2 separate regions of the Homo sapiens genome follow, and region 2 is linked to region 1. A link is an interaction called in ENCODE POLR2A ChIA-PET data of the cell type or tissue named here. Cell type or tissue: CD4-positive, alpha-beta T cell. All regions are shown on one strand. Links, peaks and the distances in the headings refer to the core of each region. The heading gives the core; the rest is flanking DNA. Region 1 overlaps PPP1CB-DT (PPP1CB divergent transcript). Region 2 overlaps PPM1G (protein phosphatase, Mg2+/Mn2+ dependent 1G).

Evidence for each region. ChIA-PET counts read pairs that join two places held together with the same protein. Peaks named below come from ENCODE experiments on the same cell type or tissue, not always from the same donor. Only the 100,000 strongest peaks of a DNase experiment are listed, where the experiment ranks them.
Region 2: POLR2A ChIA-PET joins it to region 1 with 6 read pairs; 1 of 35 experiments calls an interaction of 5 or more read pairs at or near these places.

The regions. Positions count from the first base shown.
Region 1 is chr2:28,743,322-28,751,465 of GRCh38, forward strand. It overlaps PPP1CB-DT (PPP1CB divergent transcript), which reads right to left. Exons shown (of 5, transcript XR_007086259.1): 2 at 5,499-7,064; 3 at 4,612-4,661. Among named protein-coding and RNA genes, the nearest start is that of PPP1CB-DT, 4.4 kb to the right of the region's middle. RefSeq lists enhancers at 4,931-5,010, 7,922-8,131. In CD4-positive, alpha-beta T cell, for the core only: no CTCF peak of the experiment used is centred there; DNase peaks (open chromatin) are centred at 4,570 and 5,070; H3K4me3 peaks cover 678 bases; H3K27ac peaks cover 2,861 bases.
Region 2 is chr2:27,382,823-27,399,930 of GRCh38, forward strand. PPM1G (protein phosphatase, Mg2+/Mn2+ dependent 1G) reads right to left here. Exons shown (of 10, transcript NM_177983.3): 2 at 4,267-4,336; 3 at 3,372-3,457; 4 at 2,925-3,057; 5 at 1,851-2,266; 6 at 1,130-1,270; 7 at 544-778. It also overlaps the pseudogene FTH1P3. Among named protein-coding and RNA genes, the nearest start is that of ZNF513, 11 kb to the left of the region's middle. RefSeq lists an enhancer at 12,482-12,983. In CD4-positive, alpha-beta T cell, for the core only: no CTCF peak of the experiment used is centred there; DNase peaks (open chromatin) are centred at 8,599 and 8,927; H3K27ac peaks cover 1,551 bases.

The sequences.
Region 1 (8,144 bases), core at 2,162-7,161:
AGACTTATATGCAAAACCCCAAACTATAAAAACCCTGGAAGAGAATCTAGGCAATATTATCCTGGACATAGGAATGGGCGAATATTTCATGACAAAGACACCAAAAGCAATCGCGACAAAAGCAAAAGTCGACAAATGAGAGCTAATTAAACTTAAGAGCTTCTGCACAGCAAAAGAAACTATCAACAGAGTAAACAGACAACCTGCAGAATGGGAGAAAATATTTGCAAACTATGCATCTGATAAAGGTCTAATATCCAGCATCTATAAGGATCTTAAATTTATAAGAGAAAAACAACCCCATTAAAAAGTGTGCAAAGGACATGAACATCTAGACACTTCTCAAAAGAAGACATACATGTGGCCAAGAAGCATAAGAGAAAAAGCTCAATATCACTGATCATTGGGGAAATGCAAATCAAAACCACAATGAGATACCACCTCATACCCGTCAGAACGGCTATTACCAAAAAGTCAAAAAATAACAGATGCTGGTACGGTTGCGCAGAAAAGGGAACCCTTACACACTGTTGGTGGGAGTGTAAATTTATTCAACCATTGTGGAAAGCAGTATGGTGATTCCTCAAAGAGTTAAAAGCAGACTCCAGCAATCCCATTACTGAGTGTATACCCAGAGGAATATAAAGCATTCTACCATAAAGACACTTGCATGTGAATGTTTATTGCAGCACTGTTCACAATAGCAAAGACATGGAATCAACCTAAATGCCCATCAATGACAGACTGGATAAAGAAAATGTGGTACATATACCCCATGGAATATTATGCAGCCATAAAAGAAGAAGATCAAGCCAGGTGTGGTGGTTCACGCCTGTAATCCCAACACTTTGGGAGGCCAAGGCAAGTGGATCATCTTAAATCAGGAGTTCGAGACCAGCCTGGCCAACATGGCAAAACCTTGTCTCTACTAAAAACACAAAAATTAGCCGGGCGTGGTGGCGGATGCCTGTAATCCCAGCTACTCAGGAGGCTGAGGCAGGAGAATCACTTGAACCCAGGAGGTGGGGATCGCAGCGGGCCGAGATCATGGCACTACACTCCAGCCTAAGCAACAGAAGGAGACTCTGTCTCAAAAACAAACTAACAACTACAACAAAAAAAACAAGATCATGTCTTTTGAGGGAACATGGATGCATGGATGGAGCTGGAGGCTACCATCCTTAGCAAACTAATTCAGAAACAGAAAACCAAATATCACATGTTCTTACTTATAAGTGGGAGCTAAATGATAAGAACTTACGAATACAAAAAAGAAAACAAGCACTAAGGTCTACTTGAGGCGGGAGGGTGGGAGGAGGGAGAGAAGCAGAAAAGAGAATTAGTGGGTACTGAACTTAATACCTGGGTGATGTAATATATGTACAACAAACCCTGATGACATGTGTTTATCTATGTAACAAACCCTCACATGTACCACCAAACCGAAAATAAAAATTTTTAAAAAAGGAATGTGGACAAAAGAGAGTTGCTTATTGTGAATGTCTGTCTGGCCAAGAAGCCCCTCAGATGTGCAGGGAAGGCATTCCCTACCTTTCTCCTGGAGGTAGCTGGGGATGACCTCTCCTTCTCATTCCTGAAGACTGTCTCGCTGCCAGAACCACCCATATTCTGCTCCTCCTCACCCAAAATTTTCCTGCTGTAAGTTGACAATCCTTGCCATCAAGTTACATCCGCTGCCCCACCCCATCGCCACTCACTTTTTCTCACAACAGAGTCCCAGAGCTAGTCCACCTAACTAGCCCAGCATCTCTAAATCACACTGCCTGGGTATTCCAGCCAGGGCTTTAGAATTGGACTGACCTGGTGCCTAAAGACAAGTCAAAGCCTCTGAGTCTTGATTCATTCCCACATCTATAAAAGGGAAACTACTTACTTCACAGGATTTTCTGAGGGATTAATTGTGATCATGTCAGTAAAAATTCCCAGCACATGGTACACTTATGAACCTCCAGCCAGGAACCTTTCTGACAAAGGAGCAATGCCTGTCACCTGGGCATGGGGACATTGGATCTCCCAGCCAAGCTGGGCTCTGTCTTAATAGGAATGTCACTACTAGAAGTACCTAAATGTTCTTAGAGCTTGGGATCACTCAATCACATTCTCTGGGTGGTTTGTTAAAACCTGGACTGGACTATGAGGAGCGAGAGCAACCTTTTTTTAGCAACAATAAAGTCATTCTTTGAGGTGACTGCACCGTTAAAACACACAGGGGCAAAACAGAAAAATGCTGTGCTCATTGCTGAGCAGGTTGCCCTGAAAAGTAGAGAATGAAAAATAGGAATAACGGTGGGCATGGGGACCCTGGGTTCTAGGGTGCTCTTGTGCAGGAAGGAGAGGGGACAAAAAGAGTAGGCTCTTGCACAGTATGAAGGCTTTCGAGTAAAAATCTGAAGGAGATGGAGAGATTGAGATTCAAGTCCTCGTTTTGCTAGTAAATCAATGCAATTTAACTTTGTTTTTGTTTTCTAGAGACAGGTATTGCTCTGTCACCCAGGCTGGAGTACAGTGGCATGATCATAGCTCAACACATCCTCAACCTCCTATGCTCAAGGGATCCTCCTGCCTCAGTCTCCAGAGTAGCTAGGACTACAGGTGCATACCACAGGGACTGGCCAAGTTTGAATTTTTTTAGTAGAGATGAAGCCTTGCTATGTTGCCCAGACTGGTCTTGAACTCCTGGGATCACGCAAGCCTTCTGCCTCGGCTTCCCAAAGTGCTGGGATTACACGCATGAGTCACCAAGCCCAGCCATAATTTAACCTTTCTAGATCACAACTTCCTCAATCGCAAAGTGAGATTAAAAGTAATTGTATCTTTTTTAAAAAAAGTTCCCAGCACAATATATTTACTCCCTTTCTTCCTTCTGCCTTCACATTCCCTATCCTTTGGTTTGGGAGCCAGCTCCTTCCTGGCAACCAAACCCCAAGATGTCATGAACTGTGCTCAGCCCACCATGCCCTGCCCCCACTCCCCCCCGCCCCCCAAGGATTCAAAGGTATCAGAGCATCCCTTGCCCTCTATGCTGCCAGCCCAGCCTTTGTCTCCCATATAGGGTCCAGGTCTGTCTGTAAATTGGAACTAGACTTGTCTTCACGTCTATTGCTCAGGGTAGTAGAAAACACTGAGAGATGTTTTCTGCCATGCCAAATAGGAATCCTCAATAAATATTCCCCATAAACTCTGTTATAATTGGTGGCTAGAGTCTATATTGCCATGGACACTCTTCTATAGTTACATTAAGGACTAAATTGATTTTGCAGACTGATCTGAGAGTTTAACCACCATTTGTACCACAGTCTCTGTGGGAAAATATATTCCATGTTCCGAACAATTGACCCTTTGGAGTTGGTCCAGTTCCTGAGCTGGGGACGGCATGTACAATATTATGTTACATTTTGGGTTTTATTTGTATGTCTTAGAATCAGAGACTTGTTTGAGCTAGAAGAAGCTTTGGAAATCATTTATTAATGGGCACATTTTGTAGGTAATGAATCCAAGGTTCAGAAAGATTGAATTGTCTAAGGTTATTCAGCTGCTTTGTTCTCCCACCTCCAAGCCAATGCTTTTCCCACTATCCAAGTCATTTTGTGGTCATTTTCCCACATAGTCATTAAACAACTTGAAAGTTGGGAAGTCATGCCTTCTTCAACACAGACTCAAACTCACTAAGTGTTTCATAAATACTTAATTGGTTCATTATTCTTTTTGCTTCAGAGGTCTATTCACTGTAAGGTTTTCTTAAATAACAAGTACCATAGAGCATTTCAATTAAGAACTTATTATGATAGACTGGATTTGGTTTAAATCAAGATTTAAATAATAATTAATAAATATTCTATTTAACCAGTGTTTCCTATATAAAAGACCTATTGGTGTTGGATGTAACTCTGATGAATATATTTCACAGCTCACAAATAGTTTGGCTTTAGTTTTAACAGACATATGCTATTAATTTTAATGTGGTCTTATATATTATGAGAAGCTACTCATTTTATAACTACATAAAAAAAGTAATGCTTTCCTTGTCTTATCTACCAAAACCCAATTGAAACAGAGACATAAAAACCAGTTAGGGCCAGGTGCGGTGGCTCATGCCTGTAATCCCAGCACTTTGGGAGGCCGAGGTGGGAGGATTGCTTGAGCCCAGGAGTTCGAGACCAGCCTGACACAGCGAGACCCTGTCTCTACTAAAAATAAAAAAAAATAGCCGGGCATGGTGGCACATGCCTATGGTCTCAGCTACTACGGAGGCTGAGGCAGAAGGATTGCTTGAGCCTGAGATGTCAAAGCTGCAGTTAGCTGTGAATGAGCCACTGTATTCCAGCCTGAGTGAGGCTCTGTCTCAAAAAAAGAAAAAAAATTAAGCCATTTAGCGGTAAACCTCCAACTGAAAAGGTGAATTATATGTGATTTGGATATACTACAGGAGAAACAGAGCAACAAGAAACAAAACATTTACAGTACACTGTTTCATTTGAAACAAATATTCACATATTGTATACTTTCCCTCATCAAACAGTTATTTCCTGGTATCCATTTCAGTGAGCAGGATGGGGGGAGGGGGGAGCAATAAAAGAGAAACATTCTTACCTGTGTAGATGACTTGCTTTTATTGTAACAAAGGCAACTGGCCCTGTAATCTAATTACAAGAAAAAAAGGCCACAGATAAACTCTTCAACAATTAAATAGTCATTACTTGTGGTAGCTGTTCACCTAGCTTTAATTGCCTTATAGTTAACAGTTCTAAATAGCCAGTTAACTCCTTCAATTACTAGACATTTATTTTTCAATCACTTTATCTTGAAAGATACGGATGTACTATGGAGTTAGCTTAAGACAAACTGAGAGAGAGAGAAGAGAGAGTTGGTTGGGGCCACCGGGGAGGTTACTGACCAAGGGCAGGGAAGGAGGCATTTATTTATATTTGCCTTATAATTCTGGGGGACTAAACTGGCTGAGGACATGCCTTATGGCTTAGCTATAATTTTGGCTATTCTCATATGTATAATGAAATGAAACCAAAACTAAATCTTAAGAACAAATCTTGGCCCTGCCTGGCTGTACCACCTAGGCCTGGCTCTGTATTGAGAGAGGTGGCCTCCTAATGATGCATATATGTCCTTGTCTGGTTTTCCAATTTTCTTGAATTGAGCTGACTATAAAAGCTTAATGCATGCGATATAAAGAATGGCTGACCTCCAGATACAACTAGTAAAATTTCAACTTACCACTACTTAAGACTTATTAAACACTTGATTGAGAAGAATCATATTTATGGAAGGACAGCCCAATGAATGTTGATTCATTCATTTAAAAGTCATCTTGGATTAAGCCAGAGCAGCAAAAAACTATATATCACCCCCTCCACATTTTGCTACCTAAACTTACTCACTTTCACACCAGATTGGCTACTGGCTAATACTGACAGGCATATAAGAAAAACATCCCTATGAAAGTCTTTGCTGCGTTTACTAACCGGAGTCACCAGGCTGCTGTTTACTGTGTTCCGAAATGCCTTCTCTAAGGACTATCCATAGAGACAGCTCTCTGGTCTCAATTCAGAGATGGTTGGGTTCCTCTGAGCACTGGTTTGCCTTTATCTGATAGGCACAGACATTATCTATTAGTAAAAATAAAATAATAATTTTATTAAGACCCCTAAATCATGATGCCCAAACCCCTTGCAATCAGGAAGTCTAGATAAATAACAGGAGTTTCCCTTCATAGAGATTTCTGGAATTACCCAAGGATATTAACATGCATGACCCAGATGCCTCCCTAAGCCTTATGGTGTGCTGGCAAATGTTTAACAACCATTATTCAGAAATAAGACAGGAAAACTGCCATCTATGACTGGTAAGATTATAGGTGATTTTTGTATTTTTTTTCTTCATTTTCCCAACTTCCTTCAGGAAACACATTTTACTCTGAAGGGGGTGAGGGTGGTGGCTAATACTTGGGATTATGGTGAGCTGCCCTAGAAACTATCGGGTTATTAAGTAACACTTAATATATGTACCAGTTTCACTTCAAAATCTGAAGCATTCTGAACTCTTAATTATTTTGGAGGGATATCCCACAGAAAAGTTGGCTGAGGCCCTAGTGATAAAGCTCTTTCTTACAGTGGCCCATTCCTGCCCAAGACTCCAGGCACTGGAAAACCTGGTGGGGGTGGAGAAGGTAACATCAGCAGGCAAGTACTCGGAACCACTCTCCTATCTCCTACCTCTTCTTCTCACGACCTCCAAAACTCTGCTGAGACCGGCCTCCCTCTGCCTCACTTGTGGTGATTTTCTCTCGGATGCTCACTTTCTCTCTGTGCAATCTTTCCTTTGGGTGTCCCTTGTCTTTAAACATGTCTGCGTATACCTGAACTCTAATTGTGGACAGGGTTCAAAGTTCTTTTTCATGGGATTCATGGGCCCCATGAAAATTAGAGGCTAAGTAGGCATCTAAGTAGGAGCATTTACGTGCTCCCAGGCATTCTGTTACACTTAAAGAGGCTCATGGAAGAGATTTGGGCAAGTGGTATAACTCTACAAGCTGCTATATTCAAGTCCTAGTTCCAGCTTAGCCAAAACACCTACTCCGATTGCAACTGATCTTTTTCTTGGTTGCTAGAAAACTGAGAGTCATATGTGTGGCCTACCTCCAGCAAACCAATAGGACCTTACACCATGCATTTTGCATACAAAACTGCTGGCTTAATCTTATCTTTCACACTCACGGTTTTCTTTTGTCCTATTTTTCTCTGTACTTATTTTTAATTTACCCTGATGTACACATTTATGTAAACTACGTTAAATCCTTTCCTCTGGAATAAAGTAGGGTGTAAATAAATTTAACAAAACAACAAAGAGTGATGATGAGCCAGGTCTTCACTCCTGAAGGCCTCAAAACGAACTGGCAGTGATCTGTGAAAACTACAGAGAACTGCCCGTTCATCTCCACAGATTACTGAAGTCTGTGAAAACTACTCCAGCCAGGACCACCATTATAGCCTGCTGCCTGTTGTGTTCACAATCGATGCACAAACTCAACCCTGAAATGGAGAGAAAAATAGGGGAAAAAAGACATTAGGAAATCCTAGCTCTATGTCATCTGGACATTAGAAAGCACTTGGTTGGACAAAGCTTTTTCTCCCCCACAGCACATGCCTGTTTCAGCATCTCAGCCCACATTCACGGAGAGGGAGAATATAGCAATTGTTAAGAATGCAGACTCTAGCACTGCATGCTCTGCTGTTTATTTGTGTTATTTGGGCTAGGTTTTTTAACCGTCTGTGCCTCGGTGAATCCCATCTACAAAGTAGAGATAATAATAGTACCTACCTCACAGGGCAGTTGTAAGGATTAAATGAGGTAACCCGGGTGTAACATTTAAAACAGTGGCAGAGTACATACAGGGATCTGAACAAATGTTAGCTACTATTAGTGATATGTGAGTGGGGGAAGCACACTGCCTTGGACTTGAGGCAATATCAAGTCTGAGTTTCTGGAAAAACACTTGTGGAATAAGTAAGGGCTGGCCACCTCCTAAAACCGGACAAAAGATCTGGCTTGCCTAGATCCTTAGCGTGACTGCTTCTCCTCCTGCCTTTCTAGAGGCAGTATTACGTGATGGAAATACTTGGTGGGTGCTGTGGGCACAAAGATAAGTTAATGTGTTTTTATTCCCTAGGAGCTGAGTCGAGAGTAGGAGAAAAATGCATAAATAATTACCAGGTAGGATGATTAAGCAATATACTGGAGGCAGCAACAGAAACACACCGTGGAAAAAAAATACCCACGGCGTGGATGAAGATATGAGATGTGTGAAAGCGCTAGACACAGGCAGCCACCTGCACCCATGTAAAATTGGATTATTGCTGACTCCTACAAGGCCCACTTTAACGCTTCTTTCAACCAGAATCCCTGCAGAACTAATTTTGTAGAACCGCCGGGGATAAAGACCTTTATTTGCAATGTCGAACTCCAGCAGAGTAACCCCTTTTGCTTTCCACACGCGCAAACCCGGGTCCCAAACGCTGCAGTTCGCGTTTCCCGGCTAACGGAAGAAACACGAGGAACTGTTTGCAGATCTAGGGGATGAAGCCAAAAAACGGAAAGCGAGGCCGAAAGGG
Region 2 (17,108 bases), core at 6,656-11,655, 1.4 Mb before region 1:
TTTTTTGTTTTTTTTTTTTTGAGACGGAGTTTCACTCTTGTAGCCCAGGCTGGAGTGTAATGGCACGATCTCGGCTCACTACAACCTCCGCCTCCCGGATTCAAGCGGTTCTCCTGCCTCAGCCTCCTGAGTAGCTGGGATTACAGGCTTGCACTACCATGCCCAGCTAATTTTTGTATTTTTTTTTTTTTTTAGTAGAGATGGGGTTTCACCATGTTGGCCAGGCTGGCCTCGAACTCCTGACCTCAGGCGATCCACCAGCCTCAGCCTCCCAAAGTGCTGGGATTACAGGCGTGAGCCACCACGCCCGGCACTCACAGGTCTTTTTCATCATTCAAATGTTACATAAGATGGGTATAATGATACCTATGTATAATGATACCTCTACCCATCTTAGTTATTTCACAGAAATATAAGAACAGAGGTAGTAGATATTAAAGTGCTTTGAAAGGCACAAGCACTAGGAAGATTAAAGTTTGCTACTAGGTAGTCTGGGACAGAGAGAAAGACCCTAGAAGTCTTTCCCAGTTTCTTGGCCCTTACCAATGGCTCTGGAGAGGTTGAGGCCCCCGTTGACTCGCCCATCCATGGTGACCTTGCCACCAGCATTCTTGATGCGTGCTAGTTCTACTTCATCCTCTGGTTTGTGATCATAGGACATGTCTAAAGCTTTGCCAGCCTCAGATACCACACAGCGAGAGTCTCCTGCGTTGGCTACAATCAACTGCTTCCCTCGTATCAGGGCCACCACCGCTGTTGTACCACTGTCAGAGCCAGGCTTAAGAGGAAGAAAAGGAGCATCATGGGGGCTTCTGAACATGCGTTCCTCACTGATGTGCTCCTGATCGTTCACCTATGCTTGCTTTCACTGGGACCCCCAAAAGAGCTTTAACAAACAGGAGAAGCACACATTTCATCTTTCTAGAGACAGCAGCACACTCCCTCTCCCTTGTTTTTAGATAATTCAACCCCAAAGGCTTACCATCTCATTCCCCTTGCAGAATAAATCCCCATGACTATTACTTCCATCCTAAAGTATCAGGGGGATCCCCTGTCTCAAAATCAAAATTAGGGGATTCACACCTGCCTTGTGGCTTTTCAAGACTCATTGCTCCCCTTCCCCACACACCTCCTCTTTGCCTTCCATCCCTGGCACCATCATCTCTTCTTCTTCTTCTTCATCGTCCTCTTCAGCCTCCTCGGTGTCATCCTCATCTTCCTCATTCTCTGCCTCCTCACTGCTGTAGCCATCCTCTTCCTCGCTGCATTCCTGCCAGGGGGAGGATCCCAGACTGCTGAGACTGGGATGATCCCCTCCCTCCCCACAGCTCATACTCAGAATCAAGAGGTCCTGACTGAACACAGGTCCTCAAAACACTGAAAGATACAAGTATATGGTCATGAAAATTGGGGGGATGGAAAGGGCTAGCATGAGTACAACTGACATCCTGAACTGGGCTTAGCAGTCACTAGCAAAAAGCCCAGGACAAGGCAAGGGCTGCCAGCCAAAAATATCTTTCAGGCACTGTGGCCAGAAAATAAATTTTCCAGAGAAGAAAACAGTCAACTAGCCAAGGTAACAACTATCTCCTTGTTCTCTCTCTAGGAGACAGACTCTGAAAAGCCAGAACTAGATCTGCTTGTTATAGTACCAACAAAGGAAGAGGTAAAAAGGCAAATGGTACCTGTGATGATGGAGCTCAATGAATTCAAGACTAAAGCTTAGAATACAGTGGGTCTTGGGGGATGATGTCAAAATAGGAGAAGGAAAGAGAGTTGAAAACTACAGACGGCAACCAAACAGGACCTCTCTGCAACTTCAGCATCTGCCTGCCCTCACAGGCCCTTACCTCACTGTCTTCCTCTTCTTCCTCCGCCTCATCTGACTCATCCTCACTGTCCTCAAAGAACTTGGACTTAGCAACTCGAGGCAGCTTGTCAGAGGCTGAAGAGCAGGAAGGCCCAGCCTCACCAGTGGGAATGCCAGGCTCACCAACTTGGCCTGCCTCAGTCCCACGTTCCGAGTTGGAGGAAAAGCCTGTGTAGGCCTTGGCTGTGGGGCCATTTTCTTGTGAAGGAGTTTCCCTAGTTGAGTCCTCAGGTCCTGCCTCCCCATTGAGGCCCTGGGACCCTGGTTCCTCGCCTGTCCCACCTCCAGATTTGCTGTGGGGAGGGCCCTTGTGACAGTTCTGCCCGTAGCGTGTCAGCAGCTCTTCAATAGTCATGGTAGCCTCTTCATGCAGCAGTGCAGCCTCCTCATTGTCCACTGCAGGGAAGAGGCTAAATCAGAGCCCCCATGCCAGACTCCTCATGGGATCCGTCCCTCTCACTACCTCAACAGCCCTTGCAGCCTCTAACTTCCCCACAACCTCCCACTCCCAAGGTTCCTCTCGCTCAAGTCTCAGAAGAACATGCCCTAGCTCCTCCTCCTCCACAGACTTCTTTTGGTTTTTGTGTTTCATCCCCTTCTTAATCAAAACAACACTAGTTACTATACTTCCCCTCTGACGTCTCATTTTTTATTGTTAAGTTGTAAAAACCCTATTCTGGCTGAGGATCCAGGAAGCCCACAATGCTACTGTGAATTAGGATTTAGGCTTAATGATTGGCTATTGGGGCTAATAACTGCTCCAGTCTTGAGGGGAAAAAAAAGCACATAAATACTAGCAGGAACCAGGAAGACCCCATCACAATGACAAAAGATAATGTATATACAATGCTTACAGCTCAGATGCCACTCAACGAAGATAATTCTCTCCCTCCTTTTCATAACCACATACAATGCAGGAGAACATCATAGGTTTCTTTAACATAAGGACTCCCCAGGTCCCTAGAAAGCCATCCTATCTTAGAATTGATAAGTAATATTAAAGAATATTTCTTAAAATGCTGATTTCCCCTCAAACAAGGGATGCCACACTCACCATCATCTTCATCAGCTACTTTTTCTTTTTCATCTTCATCCTCAGTGGGTCGCCCTGCAATCTGTGCCAGCTCTTTAATGACTTCTTCAGTGGTCAATTTGGCGTCAATAGCCAAGAAGGCATCTTCTAAAGCCTGAATATAAGCAAAATAGTCTAAGACTAGTACAAAATGAACTCCCTATATACAATCCTGAGCACAAGGATGGAATACAAATTAAGAGTGTGAGCCACCACACTAAGAGACACTCACAGATAAAAACAGCTCAGAGGCCTAGGAATAATAAGGCAAGTCTAAAAGGCGGCCAATAAGCTCGTTTTAGGAACAGAATTCTTCAAGAGTAAATAAGCAGCAGCAGCTAGAGGACAAAAAGAAAGGAAAAGCCCAAGGGCTAGAGAACAAGGGAAAAGCCTACACAAGTGAGGAATGGGCGGTGTAAGCAGACAGACCTTCTGTAGCTTGCCTTCCTTGTAGGCCTTCTGATCTTTGATGATATCAGGAAGATATTTGGCACAGTACAAGGCAACTTCCTCCCCTAGAAGGAAAGGAAGGAAGGTCACCTGGAGCACTGCTCCCCACACATAGAAAGTGATACAATATTTATATGCCATACTGGAGTGAACCCCAAGGGTTGAGGGGATAAATATCTTAGCACCCCTGAACCCTATTTGAAGGACACTGTTTGGGGAAGTTCTGATCCAAAAAAATGGATTTCACCATCAATTCTCTCGGGTATAAATATCTCGTCTTTTCTCACCTGTATACTTAGTTCTCCAGTGAAAAAAAGATAAAGAATCAGCTCAACTGGGTACACTTTTTTGTTTTTTAAGACAAGAGTCTTGCTCTGTTGCCCAGGCTGGAGTGCAGTGGCATGGTCTTGGCTCACTGCAACCTCCACCTCCCAGGTTCAAGCGATTCTCCTGCCTCAGCCTTCCGAGCAGCTGGGACCACAGGCGCCCACCACTACGCCCAGCTAATTTTTGTATTTTTAGTAGAGATGGGGTTTCACCATATTGGTCAGGCTGGTCTCGAACTCCTGACCTCGTGATCCACTGTGCCGGGATTACAGGTGTGACCTACCGCGTGCCCAGCCTAAAAATTTTAAAAAATAAAAATAAAAAAAGATAGAGGCTCTTTGGATTAAAACAAGTCCTGGTGAGATTATAAACCAATACAGTACCTACTGGGAAAAAAGAATGACAGAATACAGAAAAACAGCACCACGCAGGAAATGATAATGAGGGCCAGACCCTGGAAAGTAAATGAACAAAGGGACCTGTTCTTGCCCTGGAACGTCTGGAATTGGGGTCCTAGAATGTTACCAATATGATCTGTTAAAGTTACCTCCATGTCCATCGTAGACAGAAAACATGGCTGTCTCACTGTCCAGCTCAGGAATACAGTTGTGAGCATCCTAGGAAAAGAAGAGCATAATCGGCATGTCTCAAGGTCGAAGAATATTCCTCAGGTCATAGGGATCAATGTCACCCCTTACTAACCTTTCCCTGGCTGGCCTATATGGCCTAGAAATAAGAAAGGAAGAAGGAATGATAAAATAAATACAGAGGAAGAAAAGAGGAGGGAGGCAAAGGAGGAAAGGGGAAGGAGAAAAGGAAGAAAGAATCAGGTTACTACCTCTATAATAACCTCAACCTAGGAGATATCTCAGTCCAGATGGCAGAATATTTGGCTACTGGAAATAAACCTGACCCTTTTGGATCTGTGGAAGCTACGGGAAAACCAGAATAAAGGATTTTTTCTTCTTTTTTTTTTTGAGACAGAGTCTCGCCCTGTCACCCAAGCTGGAGTGCAGTGGCGCGATCTTGGCTCACTGCAACCTCCGCCTCGTGGGTTCAAGCGATTCTCCTGCCTCCGCCTGCTGAATAGCTGAGATTACAGGCATGTGCCACCATGCCCGGCTAACTTTTGTATTTTTAGTAGAGATGGGGTTTCACCATGTTGGTCAGGCTGGTCTCGAACTCCTGACCTTGTGATCTGCCTGCCTCGGCCTCCCAAAGTGTTGGCCAGGCTGTACACAGCTTTATTTATTTATTTATTTATTATTATTTTTTGAGACGGAGTCTCGCTCTGTCGCCCAGCCTGGAGGGCAGTGGTGCGATCTCTGCTCACTGCAAGCTTCGCCTCCCAGGTTCACGCCATTCTCCTGCCTCAGCCTCCCAAGTAGCTGGGACTACAGGCACCCACCACCACACCCGGCTAATTTTTTGTATTTTTAGTAGAGACGGGGTTTCACCTTGTTAGCCAGAATGGTCTCGATCTCCTGATCTCGGGATCCACCCGCCTCAGTCTCCCAAAGTGCTGGGATTACATAAGTGAGCCACCGCGCCCGGCCTACAGCATTATTTATAATAAAAAACAGTTGAGGCCAGGCGTGGTGGCTCACACCTGTAATCCCAGCACTTTGGGAGGCTAAGGCCGGCAGATCATGAAGTCAAGAGATCAATACCATCCTGGCCAACATGGTGAAACCCCGTCTCTACTAAAAATACAAAAATTAGCCAGGCGTGGTGGTGTGCGCCCGTAGTCCCAGCTACTCGGAAGGGTGAGGCAGGAGAATCACTTGAACCCCGGAGGTGGAAGTTGCAGTGAGCCAAGATCACACCACTGCGCTCCAGCCTGGGTGACAGAGTCAGACTCCGTCTCTAAATAAATAAATAAATAAAATAAAAAACAGTTGTAACCATCTAAATTTCCAGGAATAGATTACAAATGGTACGTAACTCCAGTGGAAATGTAGCTGTTAAAAGCAAATATATGTTAATTTGGAAATGAGTTCACAATATCTTAAGTGGTTAAAAGCAAAAAGTTAAAAAAGTATCTACATGTGAGGACGGCCACAGTGGCTCACTCCTGTAATCCCAGCACTTTGGGAGGCCCAGGCAGGCGGATCATGAGGTCAGGAGATCGAGACCATCCTGGCTAACATGGTGAAACCCCGTCTCTACTAAAAATACAAAAAATTAGCTGGAGGTGATGGTGGGCGCCTGTAGTCCCAGCTACTTGGGAGGCTGAGGCAGGAGAATGGCGTGAACCCAGGAGGCAGAGCCTGCAGTGAGCCGAGATTGCGCCACTGCACTCCAGCCAGGGCGACAGAGCAAGACTCCGTCTCAAAAAAAAAAAAAAAAAATTATCTACATGTATATGTGAGTCTGGAAGATCACATAGCAAACAACCACAGAGGGTGAGATTTGGGTAATAATTTCTACTTTTCGACATTCATTTTTAAATTTTTGTACAATAAACCACATTGTTCCATTCTGAATAAGGACAACAAACACACCTAAGAACTGGCCTCAAGTTGCCATTCTACCATATACTGCATGATCTCTGGTCAGCTACCTTATGGTGTGCCTCAATTTTATCCTCTGTGATGTGGAATTACAATATCCACCACATCCACATCATCACAGAACTGTTGTAATGATGCAAAACACATAAAAGCCCTTTGTAAACTGGAATTTGCTACATAAAAATATATATATATATACACACACACATACACATATATGTATATTCTGCTCTGAAATTTAGCACCCATTTCACATTTTTCTTTTTTGTTCTTTTTCTCAAAGAGGACCACCCACAATAAAGATTCGTCTTACACCTTGAGGTCTCAGTCCTGAGAACTATCGCACAATTACCCTCTCCTTCACTTCTTGGTGAGGCTTGGGATCTATATTATGATTTGGAACTGTTTCACCTTCCCTAAACACTTTAATTTGCCCCCTTTACATGTCTGCTCATAACCTTTACCCACACCTTTGCTTCTCTCTATCCCTTACTGAGACAGAGCCAAGTATTTCAACATGGTCTCTTAGAAATCTAGAAAAACTCACCCAACCTTGTATAACCCCACCAACTGATTTATGCCTGAATCAGAACTACTAAGTTTGCTAGTCATAAAATGTTATGAGATTGGCTAGGTGCGATGGCTCACACCTGTAATCCCAGCGCTCTGGGAAGGTAGGCAGGAGGACTGATTGAGATCAGGAGTTGGAGACCAGCCTAGGCAACATAGCAAGACCCCGCCTCTACAAAAAAATTTTAAAGTTAGCCAGGCATAGCAGCATGCACCTGCAGTCAGTCCTAACTACTCGGAACACTGAGGCAAGAGGACCACCTGAGCCCAGGAGGTGGAGGCTGCAGAAAGCTATGATGCACCACTGCACTCCAGCCTGGGTGACAGAGGGAGACCCCATCTCTAAAACAAAACAAAGTTATAGGATCACATTGACTGTGGTAATTACTTCATTTCAGCATCTTGTTTTCTTTTTTTTTTGAGATGGAGTCTCCCAGGCTGGAGTAGAGTGGCGCGATCTAGGCTCACCATATCCTCCACTTTCCAGGTTCAAGCAATTCTCCTGCCTCAGTCTCCTGAGTGGCTGAAATTACAGTGGGCACCTGCCACCACGCCCAGCCAATTTTTGTATTTTCAGTAGAGACGGGGCTTCACCATGTTGCCCAGGCTCTTCTCAAACTCCTGAGCTCAAGTGATCTGCCCAGCTCGGCCTCCCAAAACGCTGGGATTACAGGCGTGAGCCATTGCAACTGGCCAAACACAGAAATTATCCTCTCTTCCTAGATTAACATTTTTTCTTAAACTCCTGATCTCAAATCCTTCTCCTTCAAGGTCTTACTACACAGAGAATGTAATAACCTTAACAGCAATCCAAATAGCCGTTTTGGCAATGGCTCATGCATGTAATCTCAACATTTTGGGAGGTCAAGGCAGGAGGACTGCTTGAGGCCAGGAGTTCAAGCCTGGGCAACATAGTGAGACCTCATCTCAACAACAACAACAACATCCGTAAACAGCCATTCTGCAGACTTCATTTCCCCTAGCCATTATGTCAGATTAAACAGTACAAACCATGTCAGTTTTTTTTTTATTTTTCAATGTTTATTTTAGAATCACAGAATACATGTGTAAGTTTGTTAGAAAGGTATACTGTGTGATGCTGAGGTTTGGGGTATGACTGAACCCGTTTCCCAGGTGCTGGGTATAGTATCAAATAGGTAGTTTTTCAGCTGTTCCTCTGCCACACAACCCCCACCCCCACCCTGCCGCACCACCACCTCTAGTAGACCCATGTCTATTGTTGCCATCTTTACATCCATGTGTACTTGATGTTCAGCTCCCACTCTCACTGCGTGAGAACACGCAGTATTTGGTTTTCTGTTTCTGTGTTAGTTTGCTTAGGATAATGCCCTCCAGCTACATTCATGTTGTTGCAAAGACATTATTTCATTATTTTTAATGGGTGCATAGTATTCCATGATGGCTATGTACCATATTTTCTTTTCTTTTCTAGTCCGCCACTGATGGGCACATGAGTTGATTCAATGTTTTTGCTATTGTGAATGGTGCCACAATGAACATACAGGTACATATGTTCTTTTGGCAGAATGATTTATTTTCCTTTGGCCGTATATCCAGCCATCAGATTGCTGGGTCTAATGGTAGTTCCACTCTTAGTTCTCTGAGAAATCTCCAAACTGACTGTGCCTACGCTAAATTAATTTACACCTTCACCAACAGTGTACAAGTGTCTGCTTTCCTCTGCAGCCTCACCAACGTTTCTCATTTTTTGACATTTTAACAAAAGCTGTTCTGACTGGTGTGAGATGGTATCTCTTTGTGGTTCTAATTTGCATTTGTCTGATGATTAGAAATGGGCGTTTTTTCATGTTTGTGGGCCACATGTACGTCTTTTGAGAAGTATCTGTTCATGTCCTTTGCCCACTTTTTAAGGGGGTTATTTGCTTTTTGCTTGTTAGGTTCCTTATAGATTTTGGATATTAGACTTTTGTTGGATGTATACTTTGTGAATATTTTCTCCCATTCTATAGGTTGTTTACCCCCTTGATAGTTTCTCTTGCTGCATGTCACTTTTCTTGAAAGATCTCTTGGATTCTGTGTAGTTCTATACCTCTGACTGCCTGTTTCTACAGGATGTTCTTTTTTTCTTTCTTTTTTTTTTTTTTGAGACAGAGTCTAGCTCTGTTGCCAGGGTGGAGTGCAGTGGCGCGATCTCGGCTCATCACAACCTCTGCCTCTCGGGTTCAAGCAATTCTCCTGCCTCAGCCTCCTGAGTAGCTGGGATAACAGGCACGCGCCGCCACGCCCAGCTAATTTTTGTATTTTTAGTAGAGACGGGGTTTCACCATGTTGGCCAGGATGGTCTCGATCTCCTGGACCTCGTGATCTGCCCACCTTGGCCTCCCAAAGTGCTGGGATTACGGGTGTGAGCCACTGCACCCGGCCAGGATGTTCTTTCTCTCTATACCTCAAACTTAACACATGTAATCAGGAAATCAGCAGTCTGCAAAAAAAAAAAAATCAAGAGCTTCCCCTACAGGTCTTATTTCTGTAAATGGAATCTTAACTCTCCCAGACAACACTTAATACCAGAGTCATGCTTAACTTCCTGGCTGTCTTCCACCATCCATCACTGAGTCCTGCATGCAGTCCTTCATCATGTTGTTGTTCCTGGATTACTTTGTTTTGTTGGTTTGTTTTGTTTTTTTTTTTTTTTTTTTTTTTTGAGAGAGAGAATGTCTCCCTGTCACCCAGGCTGGAGTACAGTGGCATGATCTCAGCTTACTACAACCTCCGCAGCCCAGGTTCAAGTGATTCTCATGCCTCAGCCTCCCAAGTAGCCGGGATTACAGGTGTGTGCCACCATGACTGGCTAGTTTTTATATTTTTAGTAGACACGGGGTTTCACCATGTTGCCCAGGCTGGTCTCAAACTCCCGACCTCAGGTGATCCTCCCGCCTCAGCCTCCCAAAGTGCTGAGATTTAGGCATGAGCCACTACGCCAGCCCACAGTACATTTTTTTTTTGGGGGGGGGGAGGGTACCAAATTTATTTATTTGAAGGAATGGTACAAATCAAAGAACTTAAGTGGGTGTCTTGGAACAACTTATAGAAAAGGTAAAGGAAACCCCAACATACATGCGCTGCCTTGGTGACAAGGTAAGTCACCCTATGGCTATGGGGAAATTAGCCTGAGGCTTAGCTTTCATTATCACTGTCTCCCAGGGTGTGCTTGTCAAAGAGGTATTCTGCCACGCCAGATTCGGGCGCTCCCATCTCGTGCATGTTGGTCACGTGGTCACCCAATTCTTTGATGGCCTTCACTTGTTCATTCAGGTAATGTGTCTCAATGAAGTCACACAAATGGGGGTCATTTTTGTCAGTGGCCAGTTTGTGCAGTTCCAGTAGTGACTGATTCACATTTTTTTCCAAATGTAATGCAAAATGCACAATTTTTTCCAAATGTAATCCATCGCATTCAGCCCGCTCTCCCATCGCATTCTCCCCGCACAGTCTGGTTTCTTGATATCCTGAAGGAAGATTCGGCCACCTCGTTGGTTCTACAGCTTCATCAATTTCTCAGCATGTTCCCTCTCCTCATGAGATTGGTGAAGAAAGTATTTGGCAAAGTTCTTCAAAGCCACATCATCGCTGTCAAAGTAGTAAGCCACGCACAGGTAAATGGAGGAGGCGTAGAGCTCCAGGTTGATCTGGCGGTTGATGGCGGCCTCTGAGTCTTGGTGGTAGTTCTGGCGCACCTGCGAGGTAGACGCGGTCGTCATGCCGGCGACTAAGGAGAGGCGGCGGCAGCGGCAGTGGTGGCTACGCGGCGCTGGAGCTGCGGCGGGGGCCTTGGGGCAGTCCGAGGGCATGGTGAAGAGGTGACGGAGGGCTGGCTATGGGCGGCCGGCCGGGGTGCAGGACGAGCGCCGGGTTCCGTCCAAGCACTGTTGAAGCAGGAAACCCCGACCACTCTCGGCGAAGAACGTCTCAACTTTTAATTATCATATTTTTTTCTGAGAAAGAGTCTCACTCTGTCGCCAGGCTGGAGTGCAGTGGCGCAATCTTGGCTCCCCGCAACCTCCATCTCCCGGGTTCAAGCAATTCTCCTGCCTCAGCCTCCCGAGTAGCTGGGAGTACAGGTGCGTGCCACCACACCCAGCTAATTTTTTATTTTTATTTATTTATTTTTTTAGAGACAGAGTCTCACTCTGTCGTCCAGGCTGGACTGAAGCGGCGCAATCTCGGCTCACTTCAAGCTCCGCCTTCCGGGTTCACGCCATTCTCCCGTCTCAAAACTCCTGAGTACCTGGGACTACAGGTGCCTGCCAAGACGCTCGGCTGATTTTTGTATTTTTAGCAGAGACGGGGTTTCACCGTGTTAGCCAGGATGGTCTCAATCTCCTGACCTCGTGATCCACCTGCCTCGGCCTCCCAAAGTGCTGGGATTACAGGCATGAGCCACCGCGCCCGGCCTAATTTTTTATTTTTAGCAGAGATGGGGTTTCACCATATTGGTCAGGCTGGTCTCGAACTCCTGACCTCAGGTGATCCGCCTGCCTCGGCCTCCCAAAGTGCTGGGATTACAGGTGTGAGCCACCGCACCCACCAACAGTAAACTTTAGTAATAAAAATTAGTAAACTTTTCCTTTCTGGAGTAGTAATTTTTAAAAAATAATCACTATTTCATCTTACCATATGCTTTCATCTTCAGGAAACACACTATAATGGCTTTAAGCTGTTTCTTAGTTCATAAGTGATAGCTCAGAAGCATCTGAATTATTTTCCCTGAATTTCACTACCTGGCCTAGTGCCTACATAGGCTAAATCATTTCTGATCATTCACATGCTCAAGATCTTCTTGTGGCTGGGCACGGTGACCCCCCTGTAATCCCACCACTTTGGGAGGCCGAGGCAGGCGGATCTCTAGGTCAAGAGATTGAGACCATCCTGGCCAACATGGTGAAACCCCATCTCTACTAAAAATACAAAAAAATTAGCCAGGAGTGGTGGCACGCGCCTGTAGTCCCAGCTACTTGGGAGGCTAAGGCAGAAGAATCACTTGAACCCGGGAGGCGGACCAGGAGGCGGAGGTTGCAGTGAGCCGAGATCGTGCCACTGCACTCCCGCCTGGTGACAGAGTGAGACTCTGTCTTAAAAAAAAAAAAAAAAAAAAAAAGATATTCTTGCAACTGGAATGATATTTCATTTTCCAGGAGTTTGACACAATTTAGGAGGTTTTTCCTGCACACAATGGCCACCCATTTCCAATTAAACATTCATAAAAACACCACAACCACCCACCTCACTACCTCATACCCATTAGAATAGGAACTATTAAAAATAATAATAATAAAAATAAAACCAGGCACAGTGGCTCACGCCTGTAATCCCAACACTTTGGGAGGCCAAGGCGGGTGGATCACTTGGGGTCAGGAGTTTGAGATCAGCCTGACCAACATGGTGAAACCCCGTTTCTACTAAAAATACAAAAAATTAGCTGGGCGTGGTGGTGCATGCCTGTAATCCCAGCTACTTGGGAGGCTGAGACAGGAGAATCACTACTTGAATCTGGGAGGCAGAGGTTACAATGAGCCAAGACCGTGCCATTGCACTCCTGCCTGGGTGACAGAGTGAGACTCTGTCTCAAAAAAAAAAAAAAAAAGAAAGAAAGAAAGAAAGAAAAACTTAATTCTAGCACCTTGGGAGGCTGAGGGGAGCAGATCACTTGAGGTCAGGAGTTCGGGACCAGCCTGGCCAACATGGCAAAACCCCATGTCTACTAAAAATACAAAAATAACTGGGTGTGGTGGTACACCTGTAATCCCAGCTTCTCAGGAGGCTGGGGCATGAGAATCACTTGAACCTGGGAGGCGGAGGTTGCAGTGAGCTGAGATCATGCCGCTGCACTCCAGCCTGGGCAATAGAGTGAGACTCTGTCTCAAAAACACAAAACAAAACAAACAAACAAAACTGGTTGGGCATGTTGGCTCATGTCTCTAATCTCATTATTTTGGGAGGCTGAGGTGGGAGGATCACTTGTGCTCAGAAGTTCAAGACCAGCCTGGGTAACACTGTGAGACTCTGTCTCTACGAAAAAATTTTTTAAATTAGCCACAAGTGGTGGTGCACACCTGCAGTCCCACCTATGTGGAGGCTGAGGTGGCAGGACTGCTTGAGCCCAGAGGTTGAGGCTGCAGTGAGCTATCACATTGCACCACTGCACTCCAGCATGAGCAAGAATAAGACCGTCTCAAAAAAAAAAAAAAAGAAAAAGGAAAAAAGAAACCATTAAAAAAAAACAGATAATAACAACTGCTAGCAAGGATGTGGAGAAACTGAAATTCTTGTGTACTGTTGGTGGAAATGTAAATGATACAGGTGTTGTGAAAAACAACATGGAGGCTGGGCACAGTGGCTCACGCCTGTAATCCCAGCACTTTGGGAGGCCAAGGCAGGTGGATAATTTGAGGTCAGGAGTTCGAGACCAGCCTGGCCAACATGGTGAAACCCAGTCTCTACCTAAAAATACAAAAATTAGCCGGGTGTTGTGGCGAGCACCTGTAATCCCAGCTACGTGGGAGGCCGAGGCAGGACAATCACTTGAACCTGGGAGGTGGAGGTTGCAGTGAGCAGAGATGGTGCCACTGCACTCCAGCCTGGGCGACAGAGCAGGACTCCGTCTCAAAAAAATTTTTTTTAAATTAGGCAGTCACTAAAAGACAAATACCATATGATTCCACTTACAGTATGAAGTATCTAAACTAATCAAATTCATAGAGACTGAAAATAGAATGCTGTTTGCCATGAGCTGGGGGAAAGAGAATGGGGACTCATTTAATGGGTATGGAGTTTCAGTTCTGTAGGATGAAGAGTTCTGGAAACTGGGTACACAACAATGTGAATGTATTAAATACTACTCAACTGTACATTAAAAAAATTTTTAAGGCCGGGCGTGGTGGCTCATGCCTGTAATCCCAGCACTTTGGGAGGCCGAGGCGGGCGGATCACTTGAGGTGAGGAGTTAGAGACCAGCCTGGTCAACATGGAGAAACCCCGTCTCTACTAAAAATACAAAAATTAACTGGGCATGGTGGCGCATGCCTGTAATCCCAGCTACTCAGGAGGCTGAGGCAGGAGAATCTCTTGAGCCCAGGTGGCAGAGGTTGCAGTGAGCCAAGACTGCAATCATTGCACTCCAGCATAGGTGACAGAGCAAGACTCCGTCTCCAACAAAAAAAAAAAAAGAAAAGAAATGACTAAGATGGTAATTTTTATGTTATGAAAACTTTGTTTCCCTTGAAACAGAGTTTTGCTCTTGTTGCCCAGGCTGGAGTACAATGGCACGATCTAGGCTCACTGCAACCTCTGCCTCCGTGGTTCAAGTGATTCTCCCTCCTCAGCCTTCCAATTAGCTGAGATTACATGCATGCACCATCATGCCCAGCTAATTTTGTATTTTTAGTAGAGATGGGGTTTCTCCACGTTGCTCAGGCTGGTCTCAAACTCCCGACCTCAGGTGATTCACCCGTCTTGGCCCCCCAAAGTGCTGGGATTACAGGCGTGAGCCACCATGCCCAGCCACAATGAAAATTTTTAAAGAAAAAAAAAGCCAAAAACTTCCCACAAAGAAGAGCCCAGGCTCAGATGCCTTTATTTGTGAATTCTACCAAACATTTACAGAAAAATTAATACCAATGATTCACAAACTCTCCCATCACATAGAAAAGAAGACAACACTTCCCAATTCATTCTATGAGGCCAGCATTACCCTGATTCTAAAACCAGACAAAGACATCACAAGAAACTACAGACCAATATCTCTTATGAATATAGACACAAAAATCCTCAACAAAATAGTAGCAAACTAAATCCAGCACCATATAAAAGGATAATACACATTGATCAAATAAGACTTATACACCAAAAAAATGCAAGGTTGGTTTAACATTCAAAAAAATCACTTAATGCAATATAGCGTATCGGTAGACTAAAGAACAAAACCCTATGATCATCACAATAGGTATTATAAAGGCACTTGACAAAATTCAGTGCTCATTAATGATAAAAAGACTCAATGCCAGTCTGGGCAACATAGTAATAAGACCCTGTCTCTATAAAAAATTTTAAAAAATTAGCCCAGTATGGTGGTGCATGCATGTAATCCCAGCTACTAAGAAGGCTGAGGCAGGCGGATCTCTTGAACCTAGGAGTTCAAGGCTGCAGTGAGCTATGATTGAGCCACTGTGCTACAGCCTGAGGGACAGAGCAAGACTGTCTCTAAAAAAGTAATATAAAATAGACTCAACAACCTAGGAATAAAAGGGAACTTCCTAAACCTGATAGAGTACATCTATGAAAAACTCAGTCAGCCAGGCACGGTGGCTCATGCCTGTAATACTCCCCCAGTTGATCTACAGATTCTGCATAACCCCTATAGAAACCCAGGTGCCTTTTGTGCAGAAATTGACAAATTAATCCTAAAATTTAGATGAAAAACAAATTTTAAAAACATTTCAAAACGTACTAAAAAGCTACAGTAACCAAGATAGTGTATTACTGGCATAGGGACATGTAGACCAATGAAATGGACTTGAGAGTTCAGAAATAAAACCCTCACATTTACGGTCAATTTATCTCTGACAATGATGCCAAGATAATTCAATGGGGGAAAAGAACAGTGGTTTAAACAAATAGTGCTGGGACAACTTGATATCCACACACAAAAGAATGAAGTTGGATCACTCCCTCATACCATTCACAAAAATTCACTCAAAATGGATCACAGAAACAGCTAAAACTATAAAACTCTTAGAAGAAAACCTAAGAGAAAATTCTCGTGACTTTGGGTTAGGCAAAGCTTCTTAACAAAAACAAACAAACAAAATAGACAAATTGGACTTTATCAAAAGTAAAAACTTTTGTTTCAAAAGACACCATCAAGAAAGCAAAAAGAGGCTGAGTGTGGTGGCTCACGTCTGTAATCCTAGCACTTTGGGAGGCCCAGGCGGACGGATCACGAGGTCAAGAGATCGAGACTATCCTGGCCAACATGGTGAAACCCCGTCTCTACTAAAAATACAAAAATTAGCTGCGCATGGTGGCATGTGCCTATAGTCCTAGCTACTCGGGAGGCTGAGGCAGGAGAATGGCTTGAACCCGGGAGGCAGAGGTTGCAGTGAGCCGAGATCATGCCACTGCACTCCAGCCTGGCAACAGAGCGAGACTCCGTCTCAAAAAAAAAAAGAAAAAAAAAGAAAGAAAGCCAGCAAAAAGAATCAGGGTGTAGTGGCTCATGACTGTAATCCCAGCACTTTGGGAGGCTGAGGCAGGCAGATCACCTGAGGTCAGTAGTTCAAGACCAGCCTGGCCAACATGGTGAAACCCGGTCTCTACTAAAAATAAAAAATTAGCTGGGAGTGGTGGCACACACCTGGGTCCCAGCTACTCGGGAGGCTGAAGCAGGATAGCTTGAACTCAGGAGGCAGAGGTTGCAGTGAACCAAGATCGCGCCACTCCATTCCAGCCTGGGTGGTCAGAGCAAGACTGTCCCCCGACCAAAACAACAACAACAACAACAACAACAAAAACAAAACAAAAAAAGAAAGCAAAAGTCCACAAAAATTGGAGAAAAGATTTGCAAATCATATATCTAACAAACTTGTATCCAAAACACATAAAGAACTCTTACACATCAAAAGACAAAAAGACAATCCAATTAAAAATGGACAAAGACTTTGAACAGACATTTCTCCAAAGAAGATACACAAATGTCCAATAAGCACATAAAAGATGTTCAAACATAAGGCCTGGCATGGTGGCTCTAGCCTGTAATCCAGCACTTTGGGAGGCCCAGGGAGGCGGATCCTTTGAGGTCAGGAGTTCGACACCAGCCTGAACAACATGGTAATGCCCTGTCTCTACTAGAAATACAAAAAATTAGCTGGGTGTGGTGGCATGTGCCTGTAATCCCAGCTGCTAGGGAGGCTGAGGCAGGAGAATCGCTTGAATCTGGACAGAGTGAGATTCTGTCTCAAACAAAAAGTTCAAACATCATTAGCCATTTAGCCATCAGAGAAATACAAATCAAAACTACAATGAGATACCATCTCACACCCACCATTAGTTATTATAAAAAAGGTGGATAAGTGTAGTGAACATGTGAAGGAACTGGCATCCTCATATATTGCTGGCAGGAATGTACGACGGTACAGCAACTTTGGAAAACAGTTTAGCAGTTTCTCAAAATGTTAAACACGTAGTTACCATATGACCCAGCACTTCCACTCTTTGGTATATAACCAAGAGATATGAGGACATATTTCCACACAAAAATTTGTACATA